Linked DNA regions of Homo sapiens: region 1 is linked to region 2. Evidence: read pairs that join two places in POLR2A ChIA-PET (ENCODE). Cell type or tissue: MCF 10A. All regions are shown on one strand.

Evidence for each region. Peaks named below come from ENCODE experiments on the same cell type or tissue, not always from the same donor. Only the 100,000 strongest peaks of a DNase experiment are listed, where the experiment ranks them.
Region 1: POLR2A ChIA-PET joins it to region 2 with 19 read pairs; 3 of 35 experiments call an interaction of 5 or more read pairs at or near these places.

The regions. Positions count from the first base shown.
Region 1 is chr3:149,175,249-149,183,248 of GRCh38, reverse strand. CP (ceruloplasmin) reads left to right here. Exons shown (of 19, transcript NM_000096.4): 14 at 1,116-1,244; 15 at 3,587-3,693; 16 at 4,618-4,834; 17 at 5,270-5,409; 18 at 6,837-6,999. Among named protein-coding and RNA genes, the nearest start is that of CP, 43 kb to the left of the region's middle. In MCF 10A, no CTCF peak of the experiment used is centred here; a DNase peak (open chromatin) is centred at 3,018.
Region 2 is chr3:149,242,119-149,250,118 of GRCh38, reverse strand. It overlaps the pseudogene CPHL1P. Among named protein-coding and RNA genes, the nearest start is that of CP, 24 kb to the right of the region's middle. In MCF 10A, no CTCF peak of the experiment used is centred here; DNase peaks (open chromatin) are centred at 2,578 and 4,168.

The sequences.
Region 1 (8,000 bases), 67 kb after region 2:
TGTCCCGTATACTGATGAAATTATATATATTTTATCAAATTGATGCCTGTAGTTTTAGTGAAGTTCCCAGAAACTATTTTCTAATGAAATTCTGTTTTTTGACAGAGTCTCACTCTGTCGCCCAGGATGGTGTGTAGTGGTGTGATTTCAGCTCACTGCAACCTGCCGCTCCTGTGCTCAAGTGAGTCTCCCACCTTAGCCTCCCAAGTAGCTGGGACTACAGGGATGGGCCACCACGCCTGGCTAATTTTTGTATTTTTAGTAGAGATGAGGTTTCACCATGTTGGCCAGGCTGGTCTCAAACTCCTGGCCTCAAGTGATCCGCCCACCTCAGCCTTCCAAAGTGCTGGGATTACAGGCGTGAGGCACTACACCTGGCCCTAATAAAATTCTTAACCAATTTATCCCCATTATCCTACCCATTCCTCTCAAATTACAGCTATTTACTTTTAAAATTAAAATATAAATGATTAATTACAAGAAGAAATATACAAAAGGAAATTAATTACAACAGGAAATAAAAGAAAAAATGATACCACGCACAAAGCAGGGGCAAAGCTGCCTTCAATTTTTTAGGACTCACTTTAAGACAGAATGTCTAGAACTCGAGCAACACTGGTCTTGAGACATTTCTTTAAAACTATCAATTGCAGGGACCCCCACTCCCATCCCCACCCCACTGTGTTCCCATACTGTCAGCATTCCCCTGAGGCTTGGTTATCCTCAACCCCTAGACTAAGACACCAAGGCAAAATGGCATTGTTGCTGGAGCACAAAAATCCTACCAGACAAGAGACAAGCTAAGATTGGATAAAGGGTAGAAATGAGAGGGGTATAAATGACTCCTGGCCAGATATCCAACCCACCATGATTAGACCGGTACTCTGCAAAGGACTTTCAGGCCAAACCTCCCCTAGAACTCTTAAGAGATAAACAAATGGTCTCCATTTTTATTTCCAGTGTATTGATTCCAAATTCCCTGGGACGCAGTATAAATCCAAGAGTATTATACCACAAACCCATGGGGGAGAGAAACAAGTTATCTTTGCTGATCTTTGCTTTTATTACTAAGTTAGACCTTCTGATTGGACACTCTTCCTCTTCACTTTTGCCAGGTCCACAACTTCATGCAGATGTTGGAGACAAAGTCAAAATTATCTTTAAAAACATGGCCACAAGGCCCTACTCAATACATGCCCATGGGGTACAAACAGAGAGTTCTACAGTTACTCCAACATTACCAGGTACTCACGGGGGCGGGGGTGGGGGTGGTGCATTTTAACAGGCTGTACAGCCTTTCCACAGATTACTCTCATCATAGAGAGTCTGGACCAAGAAAGTGAAAAGGGAGGTAGTTGTGAAGAGGGGATGCAAGGAGGTGTCTGTGTGTATGCAAGTACATGCACATGCTTGTACTAAAAAAAAAAGTCCACAGGAGAGCTTAAGAGAAAAACCTGAAGGTAGTAGACATCTATGAATCCTCAAGCGTGAATCAGAGAGATGCTGTCTCCTCGCTCAGCTAGAACACAGCTCAAATGGCATCTACCACACCATATGTGGCTGGATGTTCCCATGCCTGTCTCTAGCACATGTGGTTCTAAGGGCCAGAGGCTGCCACTTGGAACTCTAAATTCCCCCTATCTAGTACAGTATCTGGCATATATTAGGAGATCATCAAATGTTTCTTTAATAAACATAGAGTAAAATCTTGAACAGATTATATACATAGGTGAGCATTTTCTTTAATAAGAACCATATTTTTCTTCTATTAGTTGTAAAGTTGGCTTCCAGGAAAATACTATTTCTCAATAACTTAGCAGGGTGTAGCAAGGGTGCTATTTTAGGTAGAGAGGTCAGGAGGGCTTCCTTGAGGAGGTGGCATTGCTGAAAACACCTAAAGTTTGAGAAGTAATGAAATTCAGGTAATTGTGCACGAATTGATTCTAGGCCCCGAAGACAGGAGCAATGCCTGGTGTGTGTGAGCAGCAGCAAGGCAGCCAGAGGCTAAAGAAAAGCACACAAGGGACAGAATGCTAGAGATGAGATCCAGGGAGAGCAGGGGCCAGATGGAGTAGGGAGGACCTCAGACTCGAGATTTAAGACTGATGTTCTGATGGACACCTTTTAAGGGGCTGTTGGTGATGTGTGGTTAAGTGACCCTAAGGGGGCAAGGACAGAATCTGGGGTCAGTTAAGGACCACTGCAATAATCTGGGTAAAATCATCATCATCATCATCATCATCGAGATTTGGAATATGGTGGAAGCGGCTGAAGTGGTGAGATGTTATCATATTCTGGTTCCATTTTAAAGGTGGTACTAAAAGGACCTGCTGGAAAATGGGCACTAGGGAGTGTTAGGGAAGAGAGGAGTCAAGCATGACCCCAAGGTTTTGGGCACTGACCACTGGTGGAAGAGCAGGTTGTAAAGGGGTGTGGAAAAGAGAAGAAAATGTTATTTTGCAGCTTATGAGAATAAGTAAAAGCAGAGATGGCCAGACAGTAATATGTGCAGGTGGTGAATCAATACTTTATATTCTAGTGAAATTTTCTGCTTAGAAAAAGGGTGAGGACATAGGAACAGCTCAGACTGAGGCTTGAAGAAAAAGTAAGACGTCTACCACATCACTTGAGACCATCTCTGTTGTCTTGCTTGATTCTCTAGTGAATGTCTGTTGGACTCTGGCAGGTTAGTGTGATAGCATGAATATGTAATGGTGTGGTCTAAATAAATGGGATGGAAAATGAGTGTGGCTGGGATTGGTGAGTGGGCATGGCCAAAAGTTGAGGCCTGTGAGCAGTTGCACAGGAAGCCCTGAGGTGAATGGAAACGCAGATCAGACTGGAGAAAAGCCTAGAGCACATGGGAAAAGGGTAAGAGCCTTGGCAAAGCAGGAGGGTGAAGCAACTGGTCGTCTTCAAAATGCCAAGGCCGAGGGTGTGGTTATGTCCTGTATGTGGGAGTAGTGACAAAACAGCACATGGTGTGATAGAATGAGATGGACTGGAGGGGGAGGTAAACATAACTGTGTCAAGTCGGTGACTCATGAGATCAAGAGGTCTAACGGCTCCTCGCCAGGAATCATGAGCTCACTAAGGATGATCATGAGAGAGGACAAGGAAAGGAAGCCAATGCTGAAGCTGAGGGAATTACACAAAATAGTCCAGATACACACATGCAGAGATTACGGGAAAGGTGCCAGCCACTGGGGAAAAATCACTTGGTATCTGAAGAGAAAAAAGTATATTAGGAAAACACACTTCAAGCTAAGAAGAGATTGGTTGCAAAGTTTTTTCAAATTGTAATATTGAAGTACACACCTCCTAGCTTTGTGGTATGGCAAGTGGGTTATAGCTAATTTAAAATTAACCCAAAAAATGACAAAATTTTGTCTTCCAGTTCATCTTAAAACTAAATTCCTGAAAACAATCTTGAGTACCACAATTTTTAAAAACTAATTACACTGACATTTCCAGTTCCTGGGTCCTAGTTATCAAGGCTGTGTGTGTGTGTGTGTGTGTGTGTGTGTGTGTGTGTGTACAATATAAACCAAATACAACCAGATCCATTAACACTTGATGAATTTAGGTGAAACTCTCACTTACGTATGGAAAATCCCAGAAAGATCTGGAGCTGGAACAGAGGATTCTGCTTGTATTCCATGGGCTTATTATTCAACTGTGGATCAAGTTAAGGTAAAATACAAATCATTTGTTTTGTGACACTTCCCAAAATAGACACACAATTGAAGGAAGACAAGGTTAGTGTTTTCCTGTGGTCCAATTCTACGTTAAAATCCTAGGAAAATAAACTGTTTGCAATCTACTTTAGCAACTATGCTGCTACCTATGACACACAAGACAAAAATCTAACATTTCCTAATATGATACAGCTCAAAGGCCTTTCAAGATATTTGGGAAGTTTAGATTTTTGTCTTGTGGGTCACAGGTAGCCACTGAAAAATTGACCAAGAATGGCAGTATATTTGCATTTCAGATCCTTCATTCTGGTGGAATGAAGGAAGGCTTGGAGGGGGAAGAGACTGGAGGTTGGGAGGCCGTTGTAATACGTGAGGCAAATTTCAAGGACCTCTACTGTAAGGAGGGAGAAAAGAAATGGAGTCGGTTATAGATAGGTGGGTGAAGTGCCTGAGTGAGCCGGGGGAAGTAGCTCCTTGATAATTCAGTGTTCTGGCTCAAACAAATGAGTAAATCTGGTATTTGTGGTCCTATTTATTATTACACATTTCATTCATCTATGGATTTTTAGGGACTGCCATAGCGCTTGGCTCACACTCAAGAGTTCATGAGTTTATGGAACAAACCAACACTGTTCATTTGGGATTCTTTTAAAATCACTGCTCATTAGCTGAGCTAATTTTTGCCTCTGCAGACATTTCTGTTATGTCAGCATCACCCACATGACCTACCTACTACTCACCATTGTTCCAATTTAACTACTTCAAGTGAAAAGTTACTAAATTGGCAGTACCACATTGGGCAAAGTCTGTTACTTCAATTGGTCTCTCCAAAATTCCTGAGGCCCTGGGTGCAAAGTCTCAGTTCTCTGAAATCCTGACCTAATTCACAAGGGTTACTGAAGATTTTTCTTGTTTCCAGGACCTCTACAGTGGATTAATTGGCCCCCTGATTGTTTGTCGAAGACCTTACTTGAAAGTATTCAATCCCAGAAGGAAACTGGAATTTGCCCTTCTGTTTCTAGTTTTTGATGAGAATGAATCTTGGTACTTAGATGACAACATCAAAACATACTCTGATCACCCCGAGAAAGTAAACAAAGATGATGAGGAATTCATAGAAAGCAATAAAATGCATGGTATGTCACATTATTCTAAAACAATTTTTCTACTTTTTTATCATTTTCTCTTTCAAATAAAATTATTTTGGAGACCATTCATTTGTTTTGTCTTAAAATAAACCACTTCTGCCTCACTTTGTATGTCAGGTAGAATCCTGTTCAAAACAAAAAGGGGACTATGTTCAAAATCATTTGCTAATTTATTTTCCAATTCCAAAATCTCATTTCCTTTGAAATAATCCAAAACTAAGATTAAGGCTTTTGGTGCAAAGTGCCTAGAAAAGCAATGTGATATTATTGACTTTAAAGTATCCATTTCTCTCATTTGTAGTAAAATAAGTCCTATTACATCAAAAAGATTCTTTACATTAACCTAATAATCATATTTTCTTTGAAATAGCTATTGGTTTAAAATATCCTGAAAAGTAACATAAAACCATATGCTTTCCCTAGCTATTAATGGAAGAATGTTTGGAAACCTACAAGGCCTCACAATGCACGTGGGAGATGAAGTCAACTGGTATCTGATGGGAATGGGCAATGAAATAGACTTACACACTGTACATTTTCACGGCCATAGCTTCCAATACAAGGTAAGAGCTATCCATGGCAATTACTCTTGCTCTGTTTGAAAATGTTTTAATACAAGTGAAGAAAATATTTTCTCAGAGAGACTTATGAAAAAAAGCTGCAAAGAGTACAGCCGGTGCTTCATATCCGTGGATTCCCCACCCAGGATTCAATCATGGATTGAAAATATTCAGGAAAAAATAATTCCACTAAGTTCCAAAAAGCAAAACTTGGATCTGCTGCACTGAGTACTATGTTGAATCCATGCAAATGAAATGATATGTAGGCACTGTATTAGGTATTATAATAATCTAGAGATGATTTAAAGTATATGGAAGGATGTGCATAAGTTAAATGGAAATATGCCATTTTATATAAGGGACTTGAGCATCCATGGATTTTGGTATGGGGGCATTCCTGAAACCAATCCTCCATAGATACTGAGGGATGCCTATATAAGGCACAGCAATTTCAATTGACACACTAGCCTTTGTTACACATTGAGCTCTTCCTAGGATTTGCATTTTTAACTGAATTTTCATGGAGTTCTGCTCAGATTCCTGATTAAGGCAACTGAGCGGAATTGCTAACAAAGAGGGTAGGAATGTTCACATAATGATGGATGAGAGTAGAGACCACAACAAGACTTTATTATAACCCTTGCCCTGCCTGTTCTAAGTTCTGTATCTTAAATGGCCCATGGTGAGCAAGATCAGTTAGGTGACAAGCAACTGGTCTGTACATCTCAATCTTACTTCTATTCTTTCTCAGTACTGATTTCAGCAGAAGCCAGTGGCCCTCCTGGAAATGCTTTTTCCTTATGCTTTGGGCTAATTTAGAAAAGGCAGAAGTTATCAAAAAGCATACTGCAGAAAGCCTGTTTTGTTACCTGCATTTTGTTTTACATAGATATATTGTATTCTTAGTGGGCTTTCAATTCTATCCTTGCAGAAATAGACTATTGTCACCCAACTACTGTTTCCAGCCGAGACTCCCTGAAGTGCCTCTGGTTTTTGTCGTTTTCATCAGCCTCCTTTTCTGCTTCCTTTATTATTTACCTTGACTTAAAGCTTCAGACAAGCTAGGACAGATTCAGGCAAAAGTGAGGCTAGGGCTGAAATGGGGCCACAGCTGAGTTCCTTTTGTGTAGCTTAAGTGCTATGACAAACAGGCAAACCAGAATCAAGGTACAGGAGGTTTGTAGGTAGTCCTGATTGATGAATTCATTCTCATCACATCTTTCTTTCACACCCACTTGATGTGGATACCAAAGACTTATTAGGAATACAAAAACCACATTTTACCATTTGTATTAAACACAGAAACGAGCTCGATTTTTTAAAAACAGATTTATCCATTTTTTCAATATCCCTGAGCTGAACATTAACAAATGACATGAGTGAACTCTCATATACAATATTATACATTATTTGTCATTTTTCTAATTAAGCACAGGGGAGTTTATAGTTCTGATGTCTTTGACATTTTCCCTGGAACATACCAAACCCTAGAAATGTTTCCAAGAACACCTGGAATTTGGTTACTCCACTGCCATGTGACCGACCACATTCATGCTGGAATGGAAACCACTTACACCGTTCTACAAAATGAAGGTGAATATCCAGGTAGTAATTCTAGAAGCCATATATAAAAGATATAACTAAAGGAACTACTTTGCCTAAATACTTCCCCCAATATGATGCATCAATATGAAGCATTTGTGAATCTGCTGCCCTGATTTCTTCCTTCTCTACCTCCAAACAGGATTTTTTTCCTGCTAAATGGTGAGGGATACTGCTCATTTCCTGACAGCCAGTACTTGTAACAGCACCAGTCATTTCTAAGTTAATACAAATGTGTAATTATACTTAAAGCTGATATAAGGGAGTAGTCATGTTATTTACCAAGAAACAAACCATTATTTACATAAGACACATTTAGAATCTAATTTCTTTCTTAACAAAAAACAATTTTTTTTCTAGGTGGCACCTCCATGTAAGAGAAGCCCAAGACAACCCCAAATAATATAATTTCAAATAGGCAGTGTCTTTTCTGTGCTTCCAAGGGGAAGGAGGAACCTTACCGATAATTGTTTGTGAAAGATCCAGGGAAGAAACAAAATTTAAATGCACTGCTCCCCAACCCCTGCAATAACCCTCCCCATGTGTAGGTACACACACACACACACACACACACACTTAAAATGGAGAAAAATGAACAGTTTTTTTGGTAAGATTCCTGCACTGTGGCTGCAGGCTTTGGTCTTTCCTGGGTCTTTCGAGTTGAGGATTGTTGTAATTAGAAATGGTAAATTCAAAGGGAGGAAATTATGTAAAGAAAACCAATCTATGTCTTTCCTCCCTAAAATGGGGAAAAAGGGAACATACAAATGAAGAAAATATAAATGTAAATATATTTGAAGATTTAAAAAGCCCTGAAAGGTTAACCTTTAGTGCAAATGGAAAGTTTTAATTTCTGCTCCTGGGTCTTACACAAACAACTTACATCATGAAAAACTATTTCCATTAATGCCCTTTTTATTAGAGCAGTCACTGATAACACTAGAATATCAAAGACTCTAACAGACAAGCCACTAAATTTAACGCCAATAACT
Region 2 (8,000 bases):
AACATAAATATCACGTGAGGCAATGTGGGAAGCCAAACCCTGATCAAACACAATACCAGGAGGAGAAAATAATTATTACCATTGCAGCCGAGGAAATGGAATGGGATTATTCTCCTAGTAGAAAGTGGGAGAATGAACTCCACCACTTACGAAGAGAGAAGTACCATGATAGCTCCAGTCTCTAAATGGGAAGGGTTCTAAGGGTTCTTTCTGAGTCTTCCTCTCTTTCCTTTCAGTCTCTCTGTGTGTGTCTGTGTCTGTGTGTGTGTTGTATTTATTTGTGTTTGGTATGGTGGGTGTGTGTGGTATATTTATTTGTGTTTGTTATGGTGTACGTGTGCATAATGGATATGTGGATGTGGTATTTGTGTGTTTAGGATATTCTCCATTATAAATCACTTCAAAATTTGTGTGTGTGTGTGTGTGTGACATATTCAATTGCAAAGGGCTTCAAATCTTTCTAAATATCTATATAACTTACTTATGGGCTTTATTTCTTCCTGCCTGAGTTTTCACTTCTTGCATCCTTCCTGGACATATGTTACTGTCTGATCTCACCACAGGAATAGTGACATAACTTCAGCTACATTCAGTATCTACAGTCAGGTGTTTCTTTTGTCTTCATTTTCTTCTACCTCTATTCTTCTGAGAACTTCAAATTAAAGACACCTGTTTTTCTCTTTTTGTACAATTTGATTTCTCTCTCTGGTTTTCTCTCTTACTGTATATTTATTTATAAAAACTAAATTTTATCCTGAAAATAAGCTTTGAAATGTAGAATGAATATCTACCTATCTTGCTAGAATTAATATATATTTTTAAAAAGATGACTTACATTTTTAGGTAAAACAGCTTCTAGATATAAGAAGTTCTTCCATATGAGTTCTTTGTCTAAATTAATGGTTAAATTAACTAACTTTGTGGGGTTTTTTTGTTTTTGTTTTTATTTTCTTAAAGCCAAACGAGCATGTATGTGGACAGAAGTGGAACACTTCTTGGGTCCAAATACAAGAAAGTCTTATATCGTCAATATGATGATAACACGTTCACAAATCAAACAAAAAGGAATGAAGGTGAAAAACATCTCGATATACTAGGTATTGGTATGCCATAAGATTGGTTTTCGAGTTTTTCTTGTCCTCAGCCATTAGAGATTGTTGTACACATGGAGGCCATTGTCAACCTCTACTTCAACAGAGGAAAGTACCTGTAATTCTGGTTTGTTTGCTGATAGGCATTTTCATTGGGGGAAAAAATGATTCAAGTGTTGTTTCCTAAAAAATAAGGAGAATGTAGAAAAGTAATGTGCTCAGTTTCAGATTACCTGGATTCTTGCTCTCAGAATTAAAAAATTCTAGAAAGGAGTTTAGAAGTAGCGTGCAGGGATCATTTCAATACAATTAAAACAAAGCCCAGGGGACCCTAGTATAGTGAGGAAAGGAACTTCTTTATGTAAATTTAAGTGTCTTCTGTCTGAGTGAGGAAAAGTACAACTCTTTCTTCCACCCTTGATAGATCAAGTAGGAAACCTCTGAGTCATCCCAGGTGCCCACATGCGACATTTCCACACGCCCAACTCCTGTTTCAGTCTTAATATCTATGTGTATATTAGAGGTTATTTTATGATGTGGGATCCTGAGGAGATGGATTTACATGCTGATGAAGAGGAATTTTTGCTCTTTTTTGCTCTCCGTCAGCCTCTAGAGCTTGTCTCTTTGTGAGCCCTGGAGGGAAGCCTGTGCTATCCTGTTGCTGCTGCTTTTGAGTGGGCCCCTATCTTTAGTAACCACAGGATGTTTGTTTTCTCTAGGATTGTGGCTGAATGCATGAAGATAAATAACGCAATCTGACCCTCAAGGTTCTATTATTATTTACGCAAAAAGGAAAACACTTTATTAAAAAGAAAAACCATGCATATTGTTTGGGGAGGTGAAATGGTCACAGGGAGCAAAGAGGCCCTGTCTTTAGCTAGCATTTAGCCTCCAGCAGGCATCTTCAGGGCTCTAATTTTAGTAATTGTAGCACAAGTTTGCAGAAAGTTCTTGCTGCTTATCTCATCTCAAAACCACCTGTGTTTCAGAATTTTTCAGAGCCACTAATTCAACCTGCTTCCAAATAGAAAGAAGATTTAAAATGAATTTTATACCTGTAGTTTCTGGCTTAGGATGAAAGGGAGAGAGAGTAAAATGAAGGTTTTTAGTCTGTAAGAGAGAAAATCACTTTGGGTCAATAAACAGGCCTTGCAGCTCCTTGCAATCCTCCAGTAGAATAAGGAGCAAGGGAATAAAAGGCTTGAAAGTTGAGATTGGTCAAGAAAGAAAAGAAAGGGTTTCATTTTTAAATTGTATGTTTTCCTAGGCATAAACCGTTGTTCATTAAAATAAGTTTTCTGGCAAAAAAAAAAAAAAAAAAACTCATAAAATTCTAAATGATTTAAAAATTTCAGGCAAAAATCATGTTTCATAAATCAGCAATGATCTACTTGTTAAATGTTTTTATTTCATTTGGCTGCATGTTAAGTAAAAGGATAAGAATAAGTCACTGTGTAAATAAGAAGAGAGATGACTCATAATTTAAAATAAATAACAATTACTCAGACATATTTCTTTTTATATTCCCTAGGTCCATTAATATTGCTCAACCCTGGTCAAATAATTCAAATTATCTTTAAAAATAAAGCCGCAAGACCGTATTCTATTCATGCTCATGGAGTGAAAACAAATAATTCCACTGTTGTTCCAACTCAGCCAGGTAACTACTTTGGGAGAAAAATAATCCCCAAAGCTTTTATGCAGGACTACGAGGCTAATGTTCTTTTAAATATATGGGTGCAGTTCCAGATGAGAGAGACGAGTGGACTAGTAAGATGAGCCTGAAGAAAGCATTTGGCGGGGGAGTTCCTTCTGCAAGTCAAGTTTACTTCCAGGCTGGGGCACCATGAGCAAAACTGTGAAGTGAAGGTTTGGTCTTCAGGGCCTACCTCCCCAGTGTATGAATTTCTCCTCTAGGTCCACCCTCCCTCCCACCGCTGTACCTGTCCAGCTGCCAGGTATTCTTATACTATATACAATCTCTCCAACTAAAGTGCTAAAGTAGGAGTTGAGTACAAGATGCAATATGTGAGAAAGTGGGGGAGGATTGAGCCAATAAGAGGAAATGATGGACCCCATGTATTAACATTTCCGTGGAATGGAATCACTGCTATACAGCATGCCATTCAACATAATTAACTCAGAAGAACATTAATATATTTTACTTAAAAATGCCCAGTAAGCAGACTGTGATATGAGGATTTGTGTGTAGATAGTGCTCTTGGAATCAACTAATATGGAAAGAATGAGAAATGAGTAGGATTGGACAGGGAGTGAGGTTAAGCAGAGATGCAGCCTCAACAGAAGTCACAGCCAACACAGTTCTGAAGATAGGGTGACCTTCAGCTTTCCTAAGCTGGAGTGAGAGAGCTGGGCTGTTATGTCCCTGAAGCAGTCATTAGATGCAATCTTGAGCAAGGTAGCTTTCTTCAGCCAAGGCTCTCTCTAAAGGAGGCTGACGCCTGCTGGAGTGAAATGTTCTTCATTCTTGATTGGGAATCTAGGGGTGGCATCAGAATGTCCACTATAGTTGCTCACCAAAACAAGTAGTTTTGGAAATTAAGAGTATCAATGAAAGCCAAATTCAGAAAGAAAAGATTTGTAAAGCAGAGGGACTGACAATAGACTTTGATGGTGGGCGAAATGTTTCTTTTTGTTTTTAAAAGCAGTCCTGTGGTCTGTTAAGTCTCATATCAAGGGAGTTTGCAAGTCAGTCCACTGCTCTGATTAGTTAAGAAAGGATCTACTACATGCATTCCACAAACACTTCTGAGTACTCTACCTGCTGTATGCCAGGCATTGTGTGATGTACTGGAAGGCAAGGGTTAGTGCTAAGTAGATTGTTACAGATTTGGGAGCTGGAGGTGGGGTTGGTTAATGTCATAGGACTATAACTCCCATGGATCTGTGGAAGTGGGAGATACAGAATTACGGTGGGGAGGGAGCAAAAGAACTTCACTGCAATATAGAATATAGAATTAAGATCCAATAGGACTAATATGCACAGCCTTGAGGGCAGGGAGGAGGTACATGTGATCCACACATTGGAATGTTCAGAGCAGGGATTCAAGGCTTTGTCACATTGAGTAATTGCCACATTGACTAAGATCACAAAGCAAGAAGTGAAACCAGAAGTGAAAGCTAGGACTATGCTGCCTACTATTTTTATAGCTTTAGTGTTTGCTCATTGTCTGGTTCTCCGTAAAGAAGTCTGATTTTAAAAGCTCTATTTAAATACACTTCATTTGTCTATTTCAGGAGAGATTCAAATATATACTTGGCAGATACCTGATAGAACTGGTCCTACCTCACTGGACTTTGAATGCATACCTTGGTTTTACTATTCAACTGTATCTGTGGCTAAGGTAAATTTTAAATCAAATAACAGTTCTTATCCTATCTCCTCCCAGAAATTATAACGGAAGGAAGAAGGTATTTATCATTGCTCTTAAGAACCTTAGTTCCATGTAAACTTTCTATTAAGTAACTTAATTACTGTTCAGCTTTTATTCCTACATTGGTCTGCATTTTTCAAGAGCAAAATAAACTATTACCTCATGATTACTTAGGCTTATAATTCTTTGCATAATCTCACTGTGAATTGAAAAATATATCTAATTATACAATAATAGACTATACTTTGTTCCACTGAATAGTATTCGAATTACAGAAAACAACATACACTAAAGAATTTTAAAATTCAGTTGGATGTGGTGGCTGATGTCTATACAAAAAATTTTAAAATTAGCCAGGCGCAGTGGCACATGCCTGTAGTCCTAGCTACGGGAGGCTGAGGTAGGAGGATTGCTTGAGTCCAGGAGTTCAAGATTATGCTGAGCTATGGTCACTCCATTGCCTAGGTGACACAGCAAAACTTGGTCTCTAAATAATAATAATAGTAACAATAGTAATCATAAATAAAGAATGGTATAATTCTATGATTAATAAGAAATATATATATACATATTGTGTGTGTAGGGGGGTGTATGTGTGTGTGTGTTTATATTTAAAACCCTCAACTATAGGGTTCAAGTTTATTTGCACTAAAAAAAAAAAAAAACAGTGCAAGTATTCTATTTGAACTCTTATCTTGGCCCACTCTGCCTGGAACAAGAATCTACACAGAGATTTAATTCAAAAACAAAATGAAGACAAACAAACCAAGACTCTCAACTAAAAGCTGCTGCAGGGGCAAAAGCACAAAGGTGAAGGGACTAACTCCTTTAGACTTCCTGCCAACCAACTTCAATGCCAGGAATTCTAATTAAAACCAAAATTCTTTTTTTATTAAAATGTCAAAAATAGAGCTAAATCCACTGAAAAATGTATCTAAAATCCCTTTCAGAGGTTTGGTGTTCTCTTTAGACTTCAACTCTAATGAATGAGGTTACAATTTTTCTTCAATCAAACATTGAGCATGTCAAATATTTTGTTCTTCACTCTCAGAATCCTGATAATTAAAAACTCAGGATTTGACCTCATTAAAAACTAAAACCGGATTCTACCTCTTTTATTTTGTGGGGGAAAATGTTAGTTGTGGCCACAGTGAACGATCTTGCTTTGCCTCCTCAGGACCTTCACAGTGGACTGGTAGGCCCTCTCTCTGTATGCCGCAAAGACATCAACCCCAACATAGTTCACCGTGTTCTCCACTTCATGATATTTGATGAGAATGAATCCTGGTACTTCGAAGACAGTATCAACACCTATGCTTCAAAACCAAACAAAGTGGACAAGGAAAATGATAATTTTCAACTCAGCAACCAAATGCACGGTAACATTCACTCACTGACTCACCAATGGTAACCCACAGGTTGCTCTGCACAAATGAAACAGATGAAAGGGCCTCGCTCCACACTGTTTATAGAATTCAACTACATATAACTGGTATGGATCATGTAGACCAGGGGTCAGCAAATTTTTTCTGCAAAGGGCCAGATAGTAAAGAAGTTAGGCTTGCAGGCCACATGGTCTCTATCATAAGCCATACTCTACTCTGCCACTGTAGAATGAAAGTGGTCACAGACAATAGGAAAACAAATGAAAGTGGCTGAGAGCCAAAAACTTCATTTATGGATGCTGAAATTTGTATCTCATAAAACATGTCAAGAAATAATATTATTAAATTTTTTTTCAACTATTTAGAAATTTTAAAACCATTCTTAGCTCATGGGCTGCAGTAACAGAGGCAGTGTGCTGGACCTTGCCCATATGCCACAGACTACTGATTTAGCAAGCACAGCAAATTCTCATGCTTTCTAGAGCTATGTAGACAATGTAAAAATAGGAACATCAGCTGTCATTTCAGGAGGAACTTACTACCATAATTTTCTAAGTATTTTGCTTGGATGAACACAGACAGAGGTGGGGCTTGGGGCAAACCAAAGTGAACATGGCCCCACCCACACTTCCCCATCACATTACCTTCACAGGCAGAACTTTTGAAAACTTCATGCTCATCAACCAAAATTATTTTATAGGTTGACTGTGACTAGGTGCATCTATTTACATCTAGATGACCTCCCCCACTCTAGAATCACAGTAACAAGACAATTATTCCAATAGAAAGCACATAAACAATCTCACTTACTTTCTTAGCCAGGGAAACTTCTCATCTTAAGCTGCTCAGCTGAGAGGGGTCAGAGATATGACTGGGTAAAAGATCCTTAACTAAGGCAAATTCAAATATAGTAATCTCCCACTTCTAAGGTTGTTTTTTCTCTTTTTTAGAAATATATGTAAATTTAAAGTTAATTCAAGGGTGACATCCATTTTACCAATAGTCTTTTTAATAAGTGTCATAGAGGGCACAAAGCACCTTGCGAGGCCCTAAAGAGATACAAAGGCCCATAATATGGGTCATCTGCCCTCATGTTGTTTACAGTCTAAGGGACGCCAGACTTGCGCATTGCTGCAATCCAAGGAGGATGACGCGGGGTGGGATGCTGTCACGGAAATTTAAACACAGCGCAGTGCTTTAAATTCCTATTTGGAAGATTTGGAAAGGCTTCATGATAGGGAAGAGACATTCAAGTTGATTTTTTAAGGTTTCATAGGAGTCTGTCCAGTTAGAAAAGGAGGGAAATGACACTCCAAGTAGATGGAAGAATGTGATCTAAGTCACATAGCACTTGGGAAGAAAGAGCCAACAGAATTGTGGAAGACCTCAAACACCTTGTTAAGAATTTAGACTTGATCTAAACCAGGGTTTCTTAACTTCCTGACCTTTTAGGTTAGATAACTCTTTGTTGTATGGAGCTATCCAGTGCATTGTAGATGTTTGTCGACATCTATATCCTCCACCTACTAGATGCCAGTAGCATCTCCCCACAAGTTATGACAACCAAAAATATTTCTAGGCATTGCCAAATGACCCCTGGGGAACAAAATCACCTCCTGTAGAGAACCACTGTACTAAAGCACCAAGTACACTGAGCTAGGGCGTGGGGGGATAGATTTTAGGAATAACTCTGGCACTCATCTGGGCACTTGTACTCCAAGTATGGCCCAAGGACCAGCAGCATCAGCATCACTTGGGAGCTTGTTAGAAATGCAGAATTTCAGGCTTCAAAGACCTAAGTCAGAATCTGAATTCTAACAAAATCCCCAGGCCATATTCACATTAAAGTGTGAGAAGCACTAGTCTAGAGCAGTGTCTTCTAGTTTCTTCTATTACATCCCTCCATCAGCTGAAAGCATTAGAACTCAGCCTCCATAGATATATAGTTATATAGTTATAGATTATATACTTGCACCACTGTACCAATGCATTTTATACATTTTAAAGATGCACAAAAACGGCAAAGTAAAAAGAGGATATGTGTGTGTGTGTATGTGTGTGTGTGTATGTATGTGTGTGTATATATATATATATATATATATAAAATCTTCATATTTTATTTACATTAC